Regions from separate parts of the Homo sapiens genome. Here region 1 is linked to region 2. The links are chromatin contacts, found by Hi-C in ENCODE. All regions are on one chromosome and are shown on one strand. The core of a region is the stretch at or near the end of the contact, and the rest is flanking DNA. Distances in the headings are between cores, read along the strand shown. Region 1 overlaps ELN (elastin). Region 2 holds the start of CLDN3 (claudin 3).

Evidence for each region. A loop is a pair of places that touch in the nucleus more often than their neighbours do.
Region 1: a loop to region 2 is called in a map of CD14-positive monocyte, with 2.5 times the contacts of the local background. The contact joins the enhancer-like site here to the promoter of CLDN3 in region 2. A Hi-C loop is called at or near these places in 1 of 168 maps with a recorded cell type or tissue (CD14-positive monocyte) and 1 of 37 single-sample maps with no recorded cell type.

What each region holds. Positions count from the first base shown.
Region 1 is chr7:74,042,077-74,045,268 of GRCh38, reverse strand. It overlaps ELN (elastin), which reads right to left. Exons shown (of 33, transcript NM_000501.4): 6 at 2,563-2,655; 7 at 2,235-2,285; 8 at 2,101-2,151; 9 at 1,349-1,390; 10 at 1-47. Among named protein-coding and RNA genes, the nearest start is that of ELN, 16 kb to the right of the region's middle. Within about 2 kb of position 1,553, at least 9 of the 41 ENCODE cell types and tissues checked have a DNase peak (open chromatin) inside an H3K27ac peak, as active enhancers do.
Region 2 is chr7:73,768,868-73,772,330 of GRCh38, reverse strand. CLDN3 (claudin 3) reads left to right here and starts at 2,061. Exons shown (of 1, transcript NM_001306.4): 1 at 2,061-3,334. The coding sequence starts at 2,282. The coding sequence ends at 2,944.

The DNA.
Region 1 (3,192 bases), core at 304-2,803, 270 kb before region 2:
TCCAGTGGGAACTCCAGGGAGCACCCCCACACCGGGGAACCGAGCTCCTGCCGGGGGACAAAGCAGTGAGTGTAGGAAGGCAGGCCTTGCAGGCCCTGCTGGGAACCCCTCCCCTCCTCGGGTCCCCCAGCTGACCTCCCTTGGGACTGACTGTCAGTGACAGGCACGGCTCACGGGGTGGGTGGAGAAAGGACCTGTTTAGTGCTGACTTTCCTTCCCTGTCTGGCTCAAGGTCAGAAGATCTGAGTTTTAATCCTATTTCCCAGCCATGTGAGCTGGTGCCTCAGTCAGCCTCATCTCTATGCTGGAGTTAATCACAAAAGCCGTCTCGACCACCCTCCGCAGAAAAGGTAAAGAGAGGGACAGCTGCTGCGCGGTGCCACTCGCCCGTAGACCAGGGAGGCCCATGCTCTCTGGGGCTCTCGCTCACAACCCAGACCCCCAAAGCAGCCATCCAGCTACAGCTGGGACCATGCCAGCGTCTTCCACCTCTCCTGTCTCCCCTGGGGCTGGGCAGCCTTGGCTTTCAGCGTAGTGGGGGAGAGAGGGAGGAAGGGCCACTCCATCAGCAAATCCCACATAACAGCCTAAATCTGGGCTTTTGGGGGAATTCAGGAGGTCACATGTTGGGTGGGGTGGTCAGGCCCTGGCAGGGGAAAGGAGGGTGAGGGGCAGCTCTTTAGGGTCTCCTGCAGGGCAGACTCATTGGGTGGCCCCTTGGTGACTCACAGCTTTTGGGAAATAGCTGGTCACACTGGGATCTGTCCTCGGGGGCCCGCCTCGGGCTGTGATGATGGTCTGTGCCTGGGATCAGGGCTTGGGTGGGGTGCAGGAAGGCTGGTTGACCTTCAGGGGATGGACGGACTGCCAGGGACCTTATGTCTGTTAGCCTGAGCTTTGGAGTTTGGGGAAATGGCTCAGGTCAGGACCCAGGGCTTCTGGTGGCCTCTGCTTTTCGGGGAGGCGAGGGGGGTACTAGGGAGGCTGAGGGGGCTGCTTTTCTTTTCCTTTTTCTTTTTCTTTGTTTTGAGACAGGGTCTTGCTCTGTCACCCAGGCTGCTGTGCAGTGGCACCATCGTAGCTCACTGCAGCCTGGACCTTCTGGGCTCAAGCAATCCTCCCACCTCAGCCTCCCGAGTAGCTGGGACTACAGGTGCACACCACCATGCCTGGCTAAATTTTTTTGTAGAGACGAGGGCCTTACTATGATGCCCAGGCTGGTCTCAAACTCCTGGCCTCAAGCCATCCTCCTGCCTCAGTCTCCCAAAGCAATGGGATTATAGGCATGAGCCACTGCGTCCTGGCTGCTTTCTTCCTATAGAGTCCCTGTTTCCCTCCTTGCTCTCACCTGGGAGCACGCCACCTGGGTATACACCTGGCAGCCCCACACCTGTGGCCAAAAGAAAGCAAAGTTACTAGCAGCAGCTCAGCCTCCAGGGACCCCTCCCCAGCCCTTCCCACCCAGGCAGCTCCAAGGCCCTCAAACCCACAGCCTCTGTGCCCGACAGGGGCAGCCAGGGACAGACGTGGGGTGGCCACAACCCTCCTCCCACGAGTTTCGGAAGTCATCTGCAAACTCTTCGGTGTGTGGATTTATCTCCGTCTCCTGGAGCCTGTTTACATGGCTGGGCCAGCCCACCTCTGGCTAACAGCTTCCAGATGTCCCTCCCTGCTGCGTAGACTCAGGCAGTCTTTTGTTTAACCTGAAGTCACTTCCTAAAGGGCTTGGTGGGGCAGAACGAGTACCAGATGGGGAGTCAGAGGACACGGGGCTCCCCCAGCTCTGCCGGGACTCGCTGCAGGCCCTTCCACACTGACTCGCCTCTTTGAGCCTCAGTTTCCCCATCTGTCGCCCGACAGCCTGCCACAGAGCCCGTCTCTTTCTACCCCAAGATCCCGGGAGAAGGGCCCGGGAAGTGGGCCAGGCCCCTCCTCCCCATTTCACAGACGCAGGCACCAGCCTGGCTAGTTTCTCTGCCCGACTGAAGCCAGGCCCTGCCCTTCCTCCCCAAGTGCAGTGGCATGGAGAGGGCTCTGTTCCTCCCTGCCCTCTGCCCCTCCCTGCCCTCTGTCCTCCAGCCCCAGGGATTCCGCACTGACCCGGCACTTTCCCAGGCTTCACTCCGGCTCCAGGCTGAGGAACCACCGCACCTGGCACAGAAGGGGCTGCATCAGAGTTGGCTCCACCCAGGCCTGCAACTTTGACCCAGGGAGTTCGGGGATAGCCATCGTACCTGCAGACACTCCTAAGCCACCAACTCCTGGGACACCACCAAGCCCAGCGCCTGCAGAGCCAGGACAGGTGAGGCATTGCGTAAGGAACAGTGGGGAGGCAGAAGGGCCCGGGGCTGCATGCTGAGGGCCCAGCATTGAGGTCTGGCCCCGTTACTAACTCACCTTCAGACTGGGCACAGCTAGCTGCCTCCCTGAGCCCCAGTAGATTGCAACTGACAATCCCACCCACCCGGCTCCCAAGCCTGAGTTGAGGGAAGGTTCTTTGCAAAGCGGAGGGCCCCACGGAAGCCAGAGGGCTTGTGGCATGTCCCAAAGAGCACCACTCACCAGCCTTAGCAGCTTTATAGGCTGCAGCAGCGTCAGCCACTCCACCAGGCACCAGAGCCCCCGGAAAGGTAACTGCGGGGAAGGCGCCGAGCCCTGCGGAGGGGAGGATGGGGTGAGGTCCTGAGCTACCACACCTATGAAGACTCCTACGCTCTGGCCCTGCCTGGCTGTGCCCCACTCAGGAAGCACATTGGAGGCTCTTCCGCTCTCTGCCAGACATCAATGCCTGCAGGACATCCATGTGAGCACTGCTCACCGGTAATGGATTTTTTTTTTTTTGACACAAGGTCTCACTCTGTCACCCAGGCTGGAGTGCAGTGGTGCGATCTTGGCTCACTGCAGCCTCAACCACCCAGGCTCAAGCAATCCTCCCGCCTCAGCCTTCCAAGTAGGTGGAACTACAGGTGCATGCCACTGTGCCCGGCAAATTTTTTTTTTTTTGTATTTTTTGTAGTGACAAGATTTTACCATGTTGCCCAGGCTGGTCTCGAACTCCTGGGCTCAAGCCATCTGCCCGTCTCAGCCTCCCAAAGTGCTAGGATTACAGGCGTGAGCCACCGCGCCTAAGTACCAGAACTAGATTGTGTGCCGAGGTTAATGTGTTAGACAGCTCTGACAAAACTGCATGGC
Region 2 (3,463 bases), core at 812-3,311:
TAAAATAAATAAATAAATAAGTTATTGAACGTTCCCAGCACAAAGAAATAAAAGTTTGAGATGATGAATATGCCAATTACCCTGATATGATTACTATACATTCTATGTATTAAAACATCACTGGGTGTGCCACGCGTAGGTACGATCATTGCCAATTTAAAATTTTTTTAAGTACAATGAAACATAAATAAGAAAAATATAGAATATTGTCCGATGGTGTTACATGCTAAGCAGAATATAAAGTATTAAAGGGGGGCAGGCATTGTGGGGTAAGAAACTGCAATTTTATTTTATTTTATTTTATTTATTTTATTTTGAGACAAAGAGTCTCGCTTTGTCACCCAGGTTGGAGTGCAGGGGTGTGATCTCAGCTCACTGCAACCTCCACCTCCTGGGTTCAAGCAATTCTCTTGCCTCAGCCTCCCGAGTAGCTGGTATTACAGGCGTGTACCACCACGCCTGGCTAATTTTTGCATTTTTAGTAGAGACGGGATTTCGCCACGTTGGCCAGGCTGGTCTGGAACTCCTTACCTCAAGTGATCCACCCGCCTCAGCCTCCCAAAGTGCTGGGATTACAGGCGTGAGCCACCGTACCCAGCCAGAAGCTGCAGTTTTAAATAGGGTGGTCAGGGAAAGACTCACTGAGAGCAAAAAGCTGAAGGCAGTTAGGAGTAAGCTATGTGGATGTCTGCAGGCATGTTCCATGTACAGGGGACAGTAAGTGCAGGGACTCTGAGGCAGGGGCATGTGGTATGCAAGGGCTGCTCTGAGGGGAAGAGAGGGGATGGGGTTAGGAACAGCCCAGGCTGAACCTCCAAGGCCAAATCTGAAGGGCTCTGAGCTTGGTGAAGAAGGGGGAACGATCGTCCAGGTGTGACAGCCAGGGCTTTGAGTGTAGCATTTCTGACTTCCCAACCTTTTTTTTTTTTTTTTTTTTTTTTTTTAAACAGGGTCTGCTCTGATGCCCAGGCTGGAGTGCAGTGGTGCGATCATAGCTCACTGCAGCCTCGAACTCCTGGGCTCAAGTAATTTCCTGCCTGAGCCTCCGGAGTAGTTGGGACTATAGGCACACGCCACCACACCTGGCTAGTTTTTTAATTTTTTGTAGAGACGGGGTCTCACTATTTTGCCCAGGCTGGTGTCGAACTCCTGGTCTCAAGCAATCCTCCCTTCTCAGCCTCCCAAAGTGCGAGGATTACAGGAGTCAGCCACCACGGTGCTCGGTCCTGCCCGATTTCCCACTTTTGCGGAGATCGAACCTCTTTCACCACCATTTCATTAAGGTGGGCCTCAGCCCTGACTCAGGCTCAAAGGGAGGGAGGACAGGGCTCGGAGAGGGGAGGGGACTCAATGGGAGGAGGGGGACTTCTGGGAGGGGAGAGCAGCTTAGCTAAAGGCATGCAGGCTCACGGCCAGCGATGGGAACTGGAGGGAGAGCTGGAGAGGAATTTGAGCTTAGTTAGGCTTAAGGGCATCTTTTGGGTACCTTTGCGCAGGCAGTCCCTGGCTTCTGGGCCCAGCAATTCCTGGGCTGGACAACCCCACCGCCCGGACTCAGGCTGAGCCTGTGCGACGTGTGTACGGGAGGGGCAGAGCAGCAGGTGCGCGGCTCCTGCAAACAGCCGCGGCCACGCCCACCCTGGTCCTCCCCGCCCCGCCGTTCCGGGGTAATTGGCAGCGCCCCCATCCCCACGCGGCACGTGCCAAAAGCGCCCAAAGTGGTGAGGAGAGAGAAGCCGTGTCAAATTCTTTGGGATTTGCACCCCAAGCCCCTGACGCATCCCGTCCTCGGTTTTGCCCCGGAGAATTCATTCCCGAGCAGAGAGGGACAAGGACCGAGGGGCGGGGGCTGGGTCAGGTCCCGCCCTTCCTTGGCAACCCCCCTACCCCGGCGTTGTGGGCCGCGCAGGGCCAAGTCCTTCCTCCCAGGACGCTCGGTGAAGGTGGGAGGCAGGGGCCACGTCACTGTCCTTAGGCCCTGGAGAGCGCGGCTCCGCCCCTACCGCCCCCACCGGAGCGCTGGGCACTTAGCTAAGACGCACCGGCCCCAGCCCAGGGCCAGCCCAGTCGCCGCCGCCCGCCCACAAAGCCACAGGCAGGTGCAGGCGCAGCCGCGGCGAGAGCGTATGGAGCCGAGCCGTTAGCGCGCGCCGTCGGTGAGTCAGTCCGTCCGTCCGTCCGTCCGTCGGGGCGCCGCAGCTCCCGCCAGGCCCAGCGGCCCCGGCCCCTCGTCTCCCCGCACCCGGAGCCACCCGGTGGAGCGGGCCTTGCCGCGGCAGCCATGTCCATGGGCCTGGAGATCACGGGCACCGCGCTGGCCGTGCTGGGCTGGCTGGGCACCATCGTGTGCTGCGCGTTGCCCATGTGGCGCGTGTCGGCCTTCATCGGCAGCAACATCATCACGTCGCAGAACATCTGGGAGGGCCTGTGGATGAACTGCGTGGTGCAGAGCACCGGCCAGATGCAGTGCAAGGTGTACGACTCGCTGCTGGCACTGCCACAGGACCTTCAGGCGGCCCGCGCCCTCATCGTGGTGGCCATCCTGCTGGCCGCCTTCGGGCTGCTAGTGGCGCTGGTGGGCGCCCAGTGCACCAACTGCGTGCAGGACGACACGGCCAAGGCCAAGATCACCATCGTGGCAGGCGTGCTGTTCCTTCTCGCCGCCCTGCTCACCCTCGTGCCGGTGTCCTGGTCGGCCAACACCATTATCCGGGACTTCTACAACCCCGTGGTGCCCGAGGCGCAGAAGCGCGAGATGGGCGCGGGCCTGTACGTGGGCTGGGCGGCCGCGGCGCTGCAGCTGCTGGGGGGCGCGCTGCTCTGCTGCTCGTGTCCCCCACGCGAGAAGAAGTACACGGCCACCAAGGTCGTCTACTCCGCGCCGCGCTCCACCGGCCCGGGAGCCAGCCTGGGCACAGGCTACGACCGCAAGGACTACGTCTAAGGGACAGACGCAGGGAGACCCCACCACCACCACCACCACCAACACCACCACCACCACCGCGAGCTGGAGCGCGCACCAGGCCATCCAGCGTGCAGCCTTGCCTCGGAGGCCAGCCCACCCCCAGAAGCCAGGAAGCCCCCGCGCTGGACTGGGGCAGCTTCCCCAGCAGCCACGGCTTTGCGGGCCGGGCAGTCGACTTCGGGGCCCAGGGACCAACCTGCATGGACTGTGAAACCTCACCCTTCTGGAGCACGGGGCCTGGGTGACCGCCAATACTTGACCACCCCGTCGAGCCCCATCGGGCCGCTGCCCCCATGCTCGCGCTGGGCAGGGACCGGCAGCCCTGGAAGGGGCACTTGATATTTTTCAATAAAAGCCTTTCGTTTTGCACTCGCTGGAGCCTCCTTGTTCCCAGCGCCTCCACCTCCCTGCAGAGCTCCCCCTCGGGGCGGCCTTGGCTGGATCTCGCTCTCCCGGATGGAGCTTAGAGGGAAGATGGGGTTGTAAGCTGAGCTTGGT